Regions from separate parts of the Homo sapiens genome. Here region 2 is linked to region 1. A link is a loop called in an ENCODE intact Hi-C map of the cell type or tissue named here. Cell type or tissue: mammary epithelial cell. All regions are shown on one strand.

What was found. Peaks named below come from ENCODE experiments on the same cell type or tissue, not always from the same donor. Only the 100,000 strongest peaks of a DNase experiment are listed, where the experiment ranks them.
Region 2: a loop joins it to region 1, with 4 times the contacts of the local background. A loop is called at or near these places in 27 of 110 quality-filtered maps.

Annotation. Positions count from the first base shown.
Region 1 is chr15:42,132,148-42,136,147 of GRCh38, reverse strand. No RefSeq gene overlaps it. Among named protein-coding and RNA genes, the nearest start is that of PLA2G4F, 22 kb to the left of the region's middle. In mammary epithelial cell, a CTCF peak has its summit at 2,052 (motif pointing right); no DNase peak of the experiment used is centred here.
Region 2 is chr15:42,082,814-42,086,813 of GRCh38, reverse strand. PLA2G4D (phospholipase A2 group IVD) reads left to right here. Exons shown (of 20, transcript NM_178034.4): 4 at 470-601; 5 at 1,283-1,323; 6 at 1,676-1,718; 7 at 3,035-3,098; 8 at 3,480-3,616. Among named protein-coding and RNA genes, the nearest start is that of PLA2G4D, 9.7 kb to the left of the region's middle. RefSeq lists a silencer at 2,089-2,383 and enhancers at 1,408-2,607, 2,552-3,167. In mammary epithelial cell, a CTCF peak has its summit at 2,233 (motif pointing right); a DNase peak (open chromatin) is centred at 2,103; H3K27ac peaks cover 807 bases.

The DNA.
Region 1 (4,000 bases):
ACCTCTGCCTCCCGCATTCAAGCGATTCTTCTGCCTCAGCCTCCCGAGTAGCTGGGACTACAGGTGTGTACCACCATGCCTGGCTAATTTTCGTATTTTTAATAGAGACAGGTTTCACCATGTTGGCCAGGCTGGTCTTGAACTCCTGACCTCAAGTGATGCACCCACCTCTGCCTCCCAAAGTGCTGGGATTACAGGCATGAGCCACCACACCCAGCCTAAACTTTTATTTTTTTAAAGTCCCATTAAAAAGTCCACCAGTCTCTATTGTCTCTCCCCAAACAAGACAAGCATCCTGGCATGCTTGTAGCTTCCTGTTTCCTGCCCTATGTGCCGCTCCCCAACCACCCAAACATTCTACTAATCACCTGGAATCTTATTTCCAGTGTATTAAAAACTGCAAAATAGAAATTTTTATTTCCACTTTACAATATAGTTTCTTGATTTAGTTGCTTGTCATTGCTTCTTGTAACTCCTTTCTTTCTTTTGCGTTTGCTTTTCTTTTTAGTGGAGTGCAAAATTGAATATTTAATGAAGGGTGTGTGGATGGTAAATATTCTGACTGCTTATATGTCTAGAATTCTCTTTTCTTGCCCTGACTTATGAGTAATAGCCTGGAAGAGTATAGAATTCTTGGTTCATGCTTGCATATGCTCAGATGTTAATGCCTTCTTGCATTTGATATTGCTGATATGCAATCTGATGGCAGCTGGAGTCCCCATTGCAGGTCATTTGTCTGTAACTTTTAGGACTTTGTCTTTTATTTTATTTATTTATTGTTTTCTGAAATGAGGTCTCACTCTGTCACCCAGGCTGGAGTACAGTGGCAGATGATGGCTCACTGCAGCCTCAACCTCCTAAGCTCAAGCGATCCTCCCACCTCAGCCTCCCAAGAAGCTGGGCCCACAGGCATGTGCCACCATTCCTGGCTATTTTTATTTTTATTTTTAATTTTGTAGAGACGGGGTCTCCCTATGTTGCTCAGGCTGGTGTCCAACTCCTGGGCTCAAACAATCCTCTGACCTCGGCCTTACAAAGTGATAGGATTACAGGTGTGAGTCACCATACCCGGCCTGTCTTTGATTTTTAAAGTTTAACTTTGGCCAGGCTCTATGGCTCGCATCTGTAATCCCAACACTTTGGGAAGCCAGGCAGGAGGATCACTTGAAGCCAGGAGTTAAAGACAAACCTGGTCAACAAAGCAAGACTTCATCTCTATAAAAAATTAGCTAAGCATGATGGTGCACACCTTAGTTCCAGCTATTTGGGAGGCTGAGGCAAGAGAACTGCTTGAGCCCAGAAGGAGTTCGAGGCTGCAGTGAGCCACGATTGCATCACTGCACTCCAGCCTGGGTGACAGAGCAAAACTCTGTCTCAAAAAAAAATAATAAAATCAAAAAGTTTAATTTTGATTTTTCTAAAGTGTAAAGGTAAAAAATTATCAGTGAGCTCTTTCAACTTCTGGATGTATGTCTTTTTGAAGCTCTAAGAAATTACCTGTCAATTTTATCACAACTGCTGTTCATCCTCCCTTTCTGGAATTCATATTAACTGGATGTAGGAATATCTGAATCAACGCTGTGTATCCCTAAACTTTCCTCTTATGCATTCTATCTTTTCATTGTGCTGTATTCCGGGGGATTTTCTTAGCATGATTTTCCAGATCATGAACACAATCTTCTGTGTCCAGTCCGCTCCTGGATTCATCTTTTGGGGTTTCTGTTTAACTTGACTATCACATTTTTCATTTTAAGTTCTCTAAGCGGATCTTTTCCAAAACTACGTGTTTTCATTTCCTGAATAGGCTTCACTCCTTTCACTGTGATGATGTTAGCGTATGTATTTTAACACGTTTTTCTGATTGTTCTGTGACTGGATTCCTTGGGGGTAGGTTCTTTGTTGCCTCTCTTTCATGGATGCTGCCTTCTTTATGTATTTGGTGACTGTTGGTTGTAACCTCATCTCTGAGAGAGTTCCTTGCATGCCCTGGGCTGTGATGGCTCCTGGCTGCGTGTCCTTGGCCATGCCGTGGTAATGATGGCTGGCCTGCAGGTGGCAGTGTGGGACTTGGGGCTGGGGAGGCTGAAGCTATGCTGCTGGGGGACTCACACAGCCTTGAAGGGATGCTGCAGCCCCTGGGTAACAGTAGCAGCCTTGGCATGGAGGGCCGGGTAGCGTGCCAGTGTGTTCCATTGGGCTGCCCGTTTACCTCCTTCATTCAGGGCTGCCTCTGCGTTTCTGACTCATGAAGAGTTCTCTTTCTTGCTTTGAATCATGGGTTATTAATTTATTAACCTATGTTTTTATCTTTTCTATTATTAATATGACGGGCTTGGTATAGGGGGTCCTCCAAACCTCATATTGAAATTTAATCCCCAGTGTTGAAGATGGGTCCTAATGGGAAGTGTTCGGTTATGGGACCAGATCCCTCAAGAATAGGTTATTGCCCTCTTTCTTGGGGGCTGGGTGAGTTCCCACTCTATTAGTTCCTCCAAGAGCTGGTTGTTAAAAAGAGCCTGGCACCTCCCCCATCTCTTGCTTTCTCTCTCACTCTGTGATCTCTGCACACAAAGGCTCCCCTTGCCCTCTGCCACGAGTGGAAGCCGTCTGAGGCCCTCACCAGAAGCAGACGCAGATGCTGGCACCATGCTCTTTGAACAGCCTGCCTTGAAGAGCCATGAGCCAAATGAACCTGTTTTCTTTATAAATTACCCAACTTCAGGTATCCTTTCATAGCAACACAAACTAACTAAGATGGGGATGAGTAAAATGTTACAAAGGAAAAGTTGTGTTTCAAGATGAAAGACAGAGAACAGGCTAAGATCACCCTCAACATTTTAAAAAAATTATTTTCAATTACACAGTAAATTTTCTGAATTTGTCTTTTTAAGAAATGATTTAAGTTAAATTAACTATTCTACATCTGAAACAATGAAGAAATTTTAGGCATGAATTGTTTTATACATTTTATTCTATTAATATTTGAGTTTTTTGATTACTCATGTATTTTTTTTCTTTTTTTGAGACGGAGTCTCACTCTGTTACCCAGGCTGGAGTGCAGTGGTGCGATCTCCGCTCACTGCAAGCTCTGCCCCCCTGGGTTCAAGTGATTTCTCCTGCCTCAGTCTCCCAAGTAGCCAGGATTACACGCACATGCCACCACACCCTGCTAATTTTTGTATTTTTAGTAGAGACGGGGTTTCACCATGTTGGCCAGGCTGGTCTTGAACTCCTGACCTCAGGTGATCCGGCCACCTTGGCCCCCCAAAGTGCTGGGATTACAGGCGTGAGCCACTGCACCTAGCCGATTACTCAGGTATTTTTCAATCCCCAAATGCACCATCAATCTGTGCTGACATCCACTCTTCCTCTTCACCAGCTGAATCAGAGGGTGGACTAATTGGACCTGACATGTGCAAGGATAAGGAGCTTTGTAACCTGAGAGCTGCCAGGGCTCCCTAAGTCTCTCAGGGACCTGCTCACGGGTTGCCGTGAAGGTGAACTGAAATAAGATGTGGAGCGTGGTAAGCACAGTGGCCGGCACACTGGGAGTCCTCAGTAGAAGTGGTTATTATTTCACACAGGGTGCTGATTGCGCTAAGCTGCCCAGGAGTGGCCTCTTGGCTGTTCCTAAGTGACTCAGTCCTCATTACTCCCCACTTTCTGCCAGGTGTATTCAGAGCAGCTTGGCTCAGACCTGGCCTTATTGCTGCCACACTGGTGGGGGTTGGGGTGGTGGTGGCCAGAGTGACCAGTCCTCTGGTCTTAACCCTCACCTAGGCCAGGGGTAGGACCCGGCCTTCTGGGACATTTCACAGGACTGGCTCCTCATCTTTGCCCATGGATCTGCCTCATCTCCCTCCCTCATCTGCTGGCCTGGGGGGAGGTGTCTACTTTTGTGTTTCCCCGTGTGCATGCCTGGCCTTTGCTTTTTCTTTTGTGAGCTGTGCCAGGGGCTCCTGGTGGTGCTGGCTGGCCTCAAAGAGCTGAGGGAAAAGCA
Region 2 (4,000 bases), 49 kb after region 1:
ATGGCGCGAACTGGGCTCACTGCAACCTCCGCCTCCCAGGTTCAAGCGATTCGCCTGCCTCAGCCTCCCGAGTAGCTGGGATTACAGGCACCCACCACCATGTCCAGATAATTTGTTGTATTTTTAGTAGAGATGGGGTTTCACCATGTTGGCCAGGCTGGTCTCGAACTCTCGACATCAGGTGACCCACCCACCTCAGCCTCCCAAAGTGCTGGATAACAGGCATGAGCCACCATGCCCAGCTCAGAATTTTATGTTTGATAAAAACAAAAATTAGAAGGAGGAAATTTGAAATTTAATAAGATTTCCTTATATTTAAGTTTTACAGTTTTTTTTTTTATTTTGAAGCGCAGACGTGTGGTGGCATAATGATCTTCTCTGACTCTAGACATCAAGTAAGGGCTCAACAGAGGTGAGCTACTCTCACTATGAGCAGGTAAAATGCTAAGTCGCTGTTCCTGGTTCCTAGAATGTTCTGGAGCTTAGCATCTATGATGAGGACTCAGTCACGGAGGATGACATCTGCTTCAAGGTTCTCTATGACATCTCAGAAGTCCTCCCTGGCAAGCTGCTCCGGAAAACCTTCTCCCAGAGTCCCCAGGTGGGTGGGTGGGTGGGGAAGTCCCCGTGGGCCCCACTTCTTCCAACTCCAAGCTGAGGAAGTAGCTATTTCTCCCACCTGTTGGGAGGCTGCTGGGGTGAACTCATTCACAGAAAAATCTAAACCCCTTTTTAGATTTGCATTTTAATAAGCAAGGAAAAGGCTTCACTTTACAGTTACAGGCTGAATCACCCAGTGGAGGAATTTTAGCCACCTGTGGCAGGAAGGCCACCCCTCAAAACACAGCTCAGCATCCATCACTCCTGCTGGTGGTGCCAAGGCCTGCTTTGTGAAGGCCTCACGTCCCTTCCTGCTGCAGCCTGGGGGTGGGGACGGCAGAGTTCGGGGGTCTGGGCCCTCCTCAAGAAAAAGATATGGGTCCTGCACATCATGCCTCCTTTGGCTGTGCTCCTTGTCTTCCCCTTCAGTCTTGCCCAGAGTTGTGGGACCTCCAAGGGAGGGAGACCTGTTCTCTGCAGACTTACTAGCTGTGGGCAATGTGGGCAGGTAGCCCATCTGGCCCCATACCTCAGTTTCCTCATCCATAAATTGGAAATAATTGTACTAACGTGCCTCCCTTGGAGACCGCTTGAGAGGATGAGATGACACCTGTAAAAGAACTGTGTCAACTCTGAAGACACAGGTATGTGCTGATGACTTGCTCATGCTCTCTGATTTCAGGGAGAGGAGGAGCTGGATGTGGAGTTCCTGATGGAAGAAACGTGAGTAATGTCACACAGCCCAGGGAGTGTCTCAGGACTCAGGCTCTGAGGAAATGGCCCTGACCCAGATCTCCCTGTGGTCAGTCCAGCCTGACTGTCCCTCATCTCCTACCCCTGCCAGAGAGGTCGGGAGTGGGGCGGGGCTTCTCTTAGGGAAACACAGAGAGGAAGGCCGATGTTTTCTCTCTCTGCTCTCTCCCCTCCCCTCTCCTCCTGCAAAGCATCTCCCCTTGTCCCTGAACCGAATCCAGGACTTACAGAGCCCTCAGCATCACCCAGGGAGACCCCACATGGGCGGGAGCGGGAGGTCAATGCAGGAAGCGTTTGCCTTTGCATGGTTTGATTTTTCCAGGTCAGATCGCCCAGAAAACCTCATCACCAACAAAGTCATTGTGGTAAGCACCTTCCCCAGGCTTAGGGGAGGGGCCCCAGAGCAGACGCTTGGGGAGGGAGGGCAGCTGCCTGGGGTGTGGACCAGCAGGGACAAGGAAGGGGCAGGGCTTCGTGGTAAAACCACCCCTAGCCTTCCAGCCAGGTGGTCACCTGTGGCTGTGGGTCTTGGAGGGGCCTGGAGCTAAGGGGCGCATAGAGAGAGGGGAGGCAGGGCTCTGCTGAGAGGAGGTTCTGGCCCACGGCTGTTCGGGGTGCTTCCGGAAGGTGTTTAGTCACCTGCGGTGAACTCATAGTTCTAGGGATTGACTGAGTGCTTCCCTGGGAAGCGGTGAAGAAATCAGGTAGGCCAGGCCCACCTTCCGGTTGTTCACGTTGAGGTCACCGAGGCTCAGAGGGAGTTCCCAGGGCGGTGTACTGCCAACCTAGGAGGATCAGAGGCTCAGGCAGCTAGCTCCTCCTTGGGACTGGGGAGAGTCCTGGTCAGCGCTCCTGACCACGGGCTCACGAAGCTGCAGTGGACAGAAATGGCCGCAAGGTGGCGAGCGGGCGACGCGCTCGATTATCACAGTGACCCAGACCAGCAGCACAGACCTGGGAGCAGGCGGGTCCAGGGTCACGGGCGAAGGCACCTAGAGCCCAGCATTTAAGCTCCTAGGGGCTGTTTGATGGACGGGTATTACTTTTAAAAATACACATGAAAATAAAGTCAAGCCGATGGCACTGCCTCTTAGGAGGTGATGGAGACACACAGCAGGTGGGCAAATTCAGTGATTGTGTGGAGCGTGGGTGGCGGGCATCTGCTGGTATGCTTCACAGACAGCATGCAGAGGCTCCCTTGGCAAGGCCACGGGGGCCTGGCCTTGTCATTGTCCCCCAGTTAGGCCACAGAGGACAGCCAGGAGACGTTCTGAGGGTTTGTCCGACGCCCCGTCTACCCTCCTATGGATGGGCGGCTTGCTTAGATTATTTGGAGTTGTGGTAGAATACCTCCTCCAGCTCCAAGCCACAGGGAAACAAGAGAAGAAACAGCTGTGTCTGAGGGCTGGGCGCTCTAGGAGGTTTCGGGAGTTTGGCAAAGCCAGGGGAGCTGGAGGGGAGGTGTGGAGCCAGGGCCCTCCTGGCTGCTGCGGAATATCAGGTTCAGCCGCGGCAGAGGATCGGCAATGGGATGAAGGGCCTCTGCAGCCAATCCCATCCTGAGCCCACACAACTCCTTGTGTGTGTGGTGGATTTGGGACAGTGGGTCTCAGAGGGTTGAGGTTAAGGGGACCTCAGCTTACCCTGCAGAGGCCCCTGCCCATGATGTGGTCTTCCCCAGGCCCGAGAGCTGTCATGCCTGGATGTGCATCTGGACAGCACAGGGAGCACCGCTGTGGTTGCAGGTGAGACCAGCTTAGAACCAGGCCTGGACTCTGCCTGGATGTGGGGGTGAGGAGGATTGCTGGGAAGCCTGCGCAGGGCAGGAGGCCAGCAGCAGGGTAGAGCTTGCCTCTCTCTTCTCACCCACATGGCACAGAGGGCCACGCATCTCCGCTGGGCAGGAGGGTCCCCTGACCTGGGGGAGAGCATGTTGCAGAAGGCAGGAGTCCGGGATGGGGGGTTGTGGGGCCCCTTGGGCTGGGAAGGGCCCTTTTCAGAATGCTGTTGACGATGGCCCAGCCTCCCAGGCATCCTCTGAATCCAGGTGGTGGTGCTGCTGTCCCAGGTCCGAGCTGGGGTTCCGGGCTCTTGTTCTCATGCTAACCCGCCTACTCTCTCCCTAGATCAGGACAAGCTGGAGCTGGAGCTGGTGCTGAAGGGGTCCTATGAGGACACACAGACATCCTTCCTGGGCACAGCCTCTGCCTTCCGCTTCCACTACATGGCAGCCCTAGAGACAGAGCTGAGCGGGCGCCTGAGGGTGGGTCTTGGCTCTAGACCTCGTTTGCAATCCTAGGCTTGGGCAGCTCCAGCTGCAGCGGGCCCCTCCCTGCCTTCCCTGCCCACCAGGGCCAAGGCCCCTGTGGCCTTGTCAGCCTCCCCTAGTTAGGCACCTCACTCTTGGCAGACACAGAGGACCACCAGTGGCCAGAGCGGGCATGGGGCTGCTGCACCATATCAGTCTCTGAATCCTCCAGCGGCCCCTCCAGTGATACCCTTAGAATAAGACATGACATCTGTGCCCACATGGCCCTGCACAGCCTGGCACCCGTCCACCTCTGCCGCCTCATTTTGTTCCACACTCCCCCCATGCACGATGCCTCAGCCATCCTTGTCTCCTCTCTCATTTCCAATATGCCAAGTG